2 separate regions of the Homo sapiens genome follow, and region 1 is linked to region 2. Evidence: read pairs that join two places in POLR2A ChIA-PET (ENCODE). Cell type or tissue: CD4-positive, alpha-beta T cell. All regions are shown on one strand. Each heading gives the region's core, and the rest is flanking DNA. Links, peaks and the distances in the headings are about the cores only.

What was found. Peaks named below come from ENCODE experiments on the same cell type or tissue, not always from the same donor. Only the 100,000 strongest peaks of a DNase experiment are listed, where the experiment ranks them.
Region 1: POLR2A ChIA-PET joins it to region 2 with 5 read pairs; 6 of 35 experiments call an interaction of 5 or more read pairs at or near these places.

The regions. Positions count from the first base shown.
Region 1 is chr1:155,064,867-155,069,215 of GRCh38, reverse strand. The region is part of intron 1 of EFNA4-EFNA3 (EFNA4-EFNA3 readthrough); the gene reads right to left. It overlaps EFNA4 (ephrin A4), which reads right to left. Exons shown (of 4, transcript NM_005227.3): 2 at 2,200-2,486; 3 at 1,776-1,844; 4 at 1-363. The coding sequence ends at 227. It overlaps ADAM15-EFNA4 (ADAM15-EFNA4 readthrough), which reads right to left. Exons shown (of 26, transcript NR_176418.1): 24 at 2,200-2,486; 25 at 1,776-1,844; 26 at 1-363. Among named protein-coding and RNA genes, the nearest start is that of DCST1-AS1, 3.0 kb to the right of the region's middle. RefSeq lists an enhancer at 4,024-4,349. In CD4-positive, alpha-beta T cell, for the core only: no CTCF peak of the experiment used is centred there; no DNase peak of the experiment used is centred there.
Region 2 is chr1:155,141,072-155,145,457 of GRCh38, reverse strand. No RefSeq gene overlaps it. Among named protein-coding and RNA genes, the nearest start is that of DPM3, 2.7 kb to the right of the region's middle. In CD4-positive, alpha-beta T cell, for the core only: no CTCF peak of the experiment used is centred there; no DNase peak of the experiment used is centred there.

The sequences.
Region 1 (4,349 bases), core at 350-4,349, 76 kb after region 2:
TGCCTCTGCTTCAGAGTGTCCAGGGCTGTCTACTGCTCTTCTTTAGCCTGTGATGAGGGGACAGGCTCCTGCAAGAGTCACCTCAGACCCTCTGATCTCCCCCATCAATGCTCCATCTTGTCGGTCTGAATTGGCACCCCCAGTGCAGGCAGCAGGGATCCCTCCTCCTCCAGGGGATCTTGGGAGGACTCTGGCTCCTTGGGATGAGAGGGAAGGTCTGCTTGGCTCACAGAATTCGCAGAAGACGAAGAATCAGAAGCAGCAGTAATAGCAAGAGACAGAGGGGGCTGGGAGTGTCCCCCCCTCGCCACCCTGATGTGCCACTCTCTCCAGGGCTCCCAACAGGATGGGCTGACTCAGACTCTGTGAGGGGGAGGGGGTAGCACTGATCAGTCCTCCCACTTTACCATCCTCCTTCCTCCCCTTCCCATTAGCAGTTCCCTCCTTTCCCATCCTCCAGGGTCTCCCAAACCAGCCACTCCCTTCCCATGATCTATGACCTCATCCTTTCTAAGCCCCAACTTCCAAGCCTCCCCAAAATTGCCAATAGAGACAACCAACTCAGCTAAGACCTTGAAGGGCCTTGCCCCTGGACACCCTGTTCTCTTGGCCCAGCTTTAAAAAGTGTACAGTATGTCGGGTGTGATGGCTCACGCCTGTAATCCTAGCACTTTGTAAGGCTGAGGCGAGTGGATCACTTGAGGCCAGGAGTTTGAGACCAGCCTGGCCAACACGGTGAAACCCTGTCTCTACTAAAAAAAAAAAAAAAAAAAAAAAAAAAAAAAAAATCAGCTGGGTGGCACACACCTGTAGTCCTAGCTACTCGGAATACTGAGGCAGGAGAATTGCTTGCACCCAGGAGGGTGAGGTTGAAGTAAGCTGAGATCGCACCACTGTACTCCAGCCCTGGGCGACAGAGCGAGAGCGAGACTCTGTCTCAAAAAAAAAAAAAAAGTGTGCAGTGAGGCCACACAAGACATGGTGGCTCACGCCTGTAATTCCAGTGCTTTGGGAGGCAGGAGGATCTCTTGAGGTCAGGAGTTCAAGACCAGCCTGGGCAACACAGGCCAGGAGTTCAAGGCCAGCCTGAGATCCCATCTCTACAAAAAATAAAAAGTAATTTAGCCAGTTGTGAGTTGTGGTGGCACATGCCTGTAATCCCAGCTACTCGGGAAGCTAAGGCAGGAGAATCGCTTGAACCCAGGAGTTTGAGGCTGCAGAGAGGTATGATCGTGCCACTGCATTCCAGCCTGGGCAACACAGCAAGACCCTGTCTCTTAAAAAAGAAGTGGGGGAGCTGGGGGTGGTGGCTCATGCCTGTAATCTCAGCACTTTGGGAGGCTGAGGTGGGCAGATCACAAGGTCAGGAGATCGAGACCATCCTGGCTAACACGGTGAAACCCCATCTCTACTAAAAATACAAAAAATTAGCCGGGTGTGGTGGCGGGTGCCTGTAGTCCCAGCTACTCCGGAGGCTGAGGCAGGAGAATGGCGTGAACCAGAGAGGCGGAGCTTGCAGTGAGCTGAGATCGAGCCACTGCACTCCAGCCTGGGCAACAGAGCGAGACTCCGTCTAAAACCAAAACAAAACAAAACAGAAGTGGGGAGAGGATGGTGCAGTAGAAGCTCCCTCAAGGCTAAATGGGGAGAAGAGACCACAGCTTGAAGCTTCACCAGGACCCCTGGAGTCTGATCCTCCTAGATTCTTCTCACTCCTTCCCTCCTTCCCAAGGCCCCACATTAGCCAGTAGGGTCCATGCTCCCAACCCACTTACTCCTCTCCTTGCAGCAGACAGACACCTGGAGCCTCAAGCACTGGCCAGAACTCTCTGGAGTGGGCACCGCTGGGTAGTGGGAAAGTGGGAAAAAGTTAGCACAGGGAGTCACCCCTTTGTATGCCTCAGACTGTTTCAGACCCTCCCAGGTTTTCTTCTCTCCAGGTCCCTGGAAAGCGTTTCCTTACTTTGGGGCCACACCCATGTATCAGGCCCCATCCAGTCCTCTCATCTCCCTGGCCCCCTTTCCTAGCTCCTCCTACTTTCTCCTTTCTAGACATTTCCCTCCTCAGTCCTGAGTTCAGCCCATACCTCAACCCGATGTACATTAGAGACCCAGCCCCCTCCTCCTTCCAGGCCTCTCCTTCCCCCTCCCTACCCTTCTGGTACACAAGAGGTGTCCAGTGTGCCCTTGGCCACTCACAGATGTAGTAGTAAGTCTCTCCAGGTAAGAACTCAAAGCCGAGGGAGAAGGGTGTGAAGCGCTGAATCTTCTCTGAGAATTGAACATGGCCAAAGGGCAGGGAGCACACCCAGCGCTTGTAGGCCCGGGGGCCCTCTGCCTGGCAGGACTCATAGCCTGGCCAGTCCACCATGTACAAAGCAAACGTCTCGGGGCCCTCAGGGGGCCCTGGGCCTTCGTAGTGGGGGCAGACAATGTCTAGGTAATCGTTGAGGCCCAGCTCCACCACGGCGTCTCCTCGAAGCAACCTGCAGGCATAACGCAGGGGTGGGCTGAGGAGTGGAGGGCACCACGCCATGGCCATGGATGCCAGAGACACCCCTTCTCAGAGGCCCCTGCCAGCCTCTCCTCCACCCATGTGCGATGGAGCAGCTCAGGAAGGCCCGAGGTTCCCAGACTGACAACTCTTGAGAGACAAAGAGAGTGCAAGAAATGGATGAGATGATCGATTCACAGGTTCCGAGAGGCTAAGACCTGCAGTGCCCATAACCACACAGCTTAGATGTGAGAAGGAGGGTCACCACACCCTGTCCTACAGGCTGGAGCTGCCACACACCTCTCTAGCTCCAGTGCCCAACACTCAATGTGGTATAGCACCAGGCTTGATCAATGTCAGGTGGATGGATGCTGTGAAGAAGCTGGGCAGAGAGGCAGGAGGTACAGTTGCACACAGTGCAGCTGCAGACACAGAGGTGGAAACAGGGGTTGGGAAAGGTCTCCTCAAACAGATATAAAGTGAGGAACACTGTCCTTTAGACTGACTTCAACCCAAGGGTGAAAAGAATGTCACGGTAAAAAAAGAATGAGGGAGGCCAGGTGTGGTGGCTCACATCTGAATCCCAGCACTTTGGGAGGCCGAGGTGGGAGGATCGCTTGAGGCCAGGAGTTCAAGACCAGCCTGGGCAACATGGTGAGACTGTCTCTACCATAAATAAATAAATAGGCTGGGCGCGGTGGCTCACGCTTGTAATCCCAGCACTTTGGGAGGCTGAGGCGGGCGGATCATGAGGTCAGGAGATCAAGACCATCCTGGCTAACACGGTGAAACCCCGTCTCTACTAAGAATATAAAAAGAAAACTAGCCGGGCGTGGTGGCGGGCACCTGTAGTCCCAGCTACTTGGGAGGTTGAGGCAGGAGAATGGCGTGAACCCGGGAGGCGGAGCTTGCAGTGAGCCGAGATTGCGCCACTGCACTCCAGCCTGGGAGACAGAGCGAGACTCCATCTCAAAAAATAAATAAATAAATAAATAAATAAATAAATAAATAAATAAATAAAGGCCATGAGTGGTGGTGCACTCCTGTAGTCCCAGCTACTTGGGAGGCTGAGGCGGGAGGATCCTTAGAGTCCGCAAGTTCCTGTAGTGAGCTATTATGCCACCGCACTACAGCCTGGGTGACAGAGCAAGACCCTGTCTCTAAATTCTAAAAATTAAAAAAAAAAAAAAAAAAAGAATGAGGGAGTGGGTGCTAGGTGCCTCCCTTTTTTGGCCAGGAGGAGCAAGTGCCAGGCATGGGGGGAGTCCACATACTACCCAGTCTTCAGTCTTCTCAGGACTCCCTTCCCCACCTCTTGGGAGCTGCCTGGGGAAGCCAGCACAGGTGGGAAGGGCTGGAAGGGGCTGCTCCCCACAGTACTGAATGCTGCATGAACCACCCCCCATACCACAAACACAGCGAAGCATGACTTAGGAAAAGCCTCCAGTGGGTGGTCCAAGGACGACCTGTATCAGTTCTGATTAGAAATGAAGATTCCTGGGCTCAGCCAGCCCAGACTTACTAGAACGCAAGCTGAGCAAGGACAGGGCCTTGGTAAGTTTTGTTCTACTGCATCCCCCGTGCCTGGAAAAGTGCCCAGCACAGGACAGTGTTCAATAAATATTTGTGGATTGAATGAATGAGCCAGAAACCTTAAGATTGGGGGGTGAGAAACCTGAATTTTTAACAGGTCCTCCAAGTGATTCAGAAGCTTTGGTCTGTGACAGAGATAGAGAATTCAGAGTCCAAGGACAACAAAAGCTCTTATCACTTGTTATTGGTATTGTAATGACCTGTCTTTATGCAGGCTCTCCTGCCTGCGCCTGTTCTCCAGAGAGTCTGTGGAATCCCAGAG
Region 2 (4,386 bases), core at 205-4,204:
CCACCTCCCGGGTTCAAGCAATTCTCCTGCCTCAGCCTCCCGAGTAGCTGGGATTATAGGCATCTGCCACCACCCCTGGCTAATTTTGTATTTTCAGTGGAGACCTGGTTTTACCATGTTGGCCAGGCTGGTCTCCAACTCCTGACCTCAAGTGATCCACACACCTCGGCCTCCCAAAGTGCTGGCATTACAGGCGTGAGCCACCGCGCCCGGCCAGTAGTACTTATTTCGCATGGTTGCTGTGAAGATTGACTGAGATAATGCACATAAAGCACTCATCACAGTGCCTGACACATAGGAATCATAGTGACATAGAGCTGACACATAGTGAATGTCAGCTGTTGTGATGAACCCTAACTGCCCATTCCTGTAGCAGCAACACAGTAGAATGAAAGTGCTAAGAATATAGTTTTGGGTCCAATGAAACAGCTTTGCTGTTTACTATCTGCACAACCTTGAGCTAGTTACTTACCTTTTGCCCTCTCTGTGTCATGGTTTCCTCATTCATACATGGGAATAGAAAAGTACCTACTTCATTCGGCTGGGTGCGGTGGCTCACGCCTGTAATCCCAGCACTTTGGGAGGCCGAGGCGGGCGAATTGCCTGAGGTCAGGAGTTTGAGACCAGCCTGGCCAGAGTGGTGAAACCCCATCTCTATTAAAAATACAAAAATTAGCTGAGCATGGTGGCAGGTGCCTATAATCCCAGCTACTCGGGAAACTGAGGCAGGAGAATCGCTTGAACCCGGGAGGCAGAGGTTGCAGCGAGCTGAGATTGTACCACTGCACTCCAGCCTGGGCGACAGAGCAAGGCTCTGTCTCAAAAAAAAAAACAAAACCCAAAAAACAGAAATACTTTATAATTTATTATCTATCCTTATATGTGGTGGTGTAAGCCCCTAAAATGTTCTGGGGAGTTTCAGGGCCAAGTCTACTGTGTATGAATAAAATGGACTTTCTGGATCTGCATCTGCAATGCTCGTGTCCAGCCCCTGTAAGTATACCAATATTTGAAAGTCATTGTGACCAGTGAGTCCTTGATTGAGAAACCAGAAAGATTTGGTGTGGAAATGGAAATGTGGCTAGGGCTTTGAAGGTCGTATAGCAGGTTTAAAAACATTTTTTTTTTTTTGAGACAGAGTCTCGCTCTGTCACCCAGGCTGGAGTGCAGTGGCACAGTCTCGGCTCACTGCAACCTCCGCCTCCCGGGTTCATGCCATTCTCCTGCCTCAGCCTCCCAAGTAGCTGGGACTACAGGCACCCGCCACCACGCCCGGCTAATTTTTTTTTTTTTTTTGTATTTTTAGTGGAGACGGGGTTTCACCGTGTTAGCCAGGATGATCTCGATCTCCTGACCTCGTGATCCACCCGTCTCCACCTCCCAAAGTGCTGGGATTACAGGCGTGAGCCACCGCACCCAGCCTAAAAAATGTTTTTCGCTAGGAGCGGTGGCTCACGCCTGTAATCCCAGCACTTTGGGAGGCCGAGGGGGCGAATCACCTGAGGTCTGGAGTTTGAGACCAGCCCGGCCAACAAGGTGAAACCCCAACTCTACTAAAAATACAAAAATTAGCCAGGCATGGTGGCAGGTGCCTGTAATCCCAGCTACTCGGGAGGCTGAGGCAGGAGAATTGCTTGAACCCGGGAGGCGGAGGTTGCAGTGAGCCAAGACCGTGTCATTTCACCCCAACCTCGGCGACAAGAGCAAAACTCCGGCTCAAAAAAAAAAAAAAAAAAAGTTTGGGCTGAGCGCGGTGGCTCACGCCTGTAATCCCAGCACTTTGGGAGTCCGAGGTGGGAGGATCACAAGCTCAGGAGTTCGAGACCAGCCTGACCAACATGGTGAAACCCTGTCTTTAATAAAAATACAAAGATTTGCTGGGTGTGGTGGTGCGTGCCTGTAGTCCCAGCTACTTGGGATGTTGAGGCAGGCTAATCGCTTGAACATGGGAGGCAGAGGTTGCAGTGAGCTGAGATCATGCCACTGTACTCTAGCCTGGGCCACAGAACGAGACTCTGTCTCAAAAAAAAAAAGAAAAGTTTTTATTTGTTTTAATTTTTACTTTAACAAAGGAATTTGTATAGTTTTAAAAGCCAACTAGTTCAACAAATATTTTTCGGGGTGGCGGGGCATTTTCAAGTGAAAACCGGGAAACCTGCTCAACAAATTCTGAAAGCTGTAACTTCGGTGGGCGCCGTGGCTTACGACTGCAATAGCAGCACTTTGTGGGGGCTGAGATGAATTGCTTGAGCCCAGGATTTTGAGACCAGCCTGGGCAACATAGGGAGACCCCGTCTACACACACACACACACACACACACACACACACACACACACACACACTAGATGGGCGTGGTGGTGGTGGCCCACTTCTGTAGTCCCTGCTACTCCAGAGTCTGAGGTGGGAGGATAGCTTGAGTCCAGGAGGTCGAGGCTGCAGTAAGCCATGTTTGCACCGCTGCTCTCCACCCTGGGCAACAGAGCAAGACCTTGTCTGAAAAAAAGAAAAAGAATAGAAAAAAAAAGAGCTGTAACTCTACAAGGCTTTTAATGAAAAATAACCATCCCCTGCTCCTCTTCTTTAACCCTTACATATACAACCTACATATACAACTACGCTCCAGTTTCTAGGCTGCTTCTTCTGGTACTTATCTGTACATTTCTTCAAGCAACACTCCCACCTAGGCCTCCCAAAGTTCTGGGATCACAGCTCCACTGTCCCCAGCTCCAATTTTTAGTTAAATCAATACTTAGTGTTTACATCGTTACGGCTGTGAAAATTTTCTTCACAGCTGAGCCATTTGTGTTTGTGCTAAGACTGTGAATCTGTAAAAACTGCTTTTGTTAATTAACATCCAGGACATACGGCTGAGAAACTTCATTTTCTAAAATCATAGTCACAAACTTTGCTATTTGAAATCAGTCAGTGCGAATGGAACATCCTACTCTTGCCAGAAGTTCTGAGCCACGTGGATTACTTTGGCCTCCCAAAGTGTTGGGATTACAGGCACGAGCCACTGTGCCCAGCCTAGATAGTGGGTTTTTGGACACTATATTCTATATTTATCTTGACTTTGTAATTTCCAAGTGGTCCCTCAGCTTGGACTTCTTGATCCCTTCACTTAAAGTTATGCTTACCTCGAACCGATCAAAACACTGTTTCATTTAAATTTTAGCTAGCCTATAGTATCAGCCACTTGGGAGGCTGAGGCAGGAGGATCACTTGAGCCCAGAAGTTTGAGCTTCGCCTGGGCAACATACCGAGACTTCAACTCTAAATAAATAAGTAAATAAATTTTAAAATATAAATTTTAAAGTCAAGCCTTTCCCATATCCTGTTGTATTAGTTCATTTTCACATTACTGATAAAGACATACCCGAAACTGCAAACAAAAAGAGGTTTAATTGGACTTACAGTTCCACATTGCTGGGGAGGCCTCAGAATCATGGCGGGAGACAAAGGCACTTCTTACATGGCGGTGGCAAGAGAAAAATGAGGAAGAAGCAAAAGCAGAAACCCCTGATGAACTCATCAGATCTTGTGAGACTTATTCACTATCATGAAAATAGCACGGGAAAGTCTGGCCCCCGTGATTCAATTACCTCCCCTTAGGTCCCTCGCACGTGGGAATTCTGGGAGATACACATCAACTTGAAATTTGGGTGGGGACACAGCCAAACCATATCATCTGAATGACCATATTTCTTCCTTTTTAATGAGTTGCCCCACAGTTCTTCTAGTGTGTGATCTCTCTGTTGTGGCAAGTTAATAAACCTAACTGTCAAACTACAGATGTGGTCTTTATAAGACAGGCTTATCAATTGTCTTTCCTTTCTTATATAACTCTTTGTTTCCTCTGAAGTTGATAATTGCCTAACCTTTTCTCTTACTTTGTTCTCTCTCTCTCTTTCTCTCTATACATAATAAATTCATCCCCAAAACTGTTCTAAAGAATTATACTCTTTCTTTCAATGCCTTCACCACTTCAGGTAATTCTTCTGGTCTTTCTTTTCTTTTCTTTTTTTTTGAAACCCAGACTCCTGGAGCCCTTCTTCCTCTGGCTCCAAGTTATATTGGTTGTTGTCCTTGTAAAAATATGACTACCTCTGTTCTAACAATAATCTCAAGCCTTCATGGTTAGTTGTCAATGCAACTGCTTCACTGACTCCTGCTTTCCCCCTCCACCTGAAAGGGGTCGAGTCTCTTGACATCTCTGTATCTCCAAAGTCTATCATGGTAATCAAGAAATGTTCTGGCCGGGCGCTGTGGCTCATGCCTGTAATCCTAGCACTTTGGAAGGCTGAGGTGGGCCAGTCACTTGAGGTCAGGAGTTTGAGACCAGCCTGGCCAACATAGTGAAATCCCCGTTCTCTGCTAAAAATAAA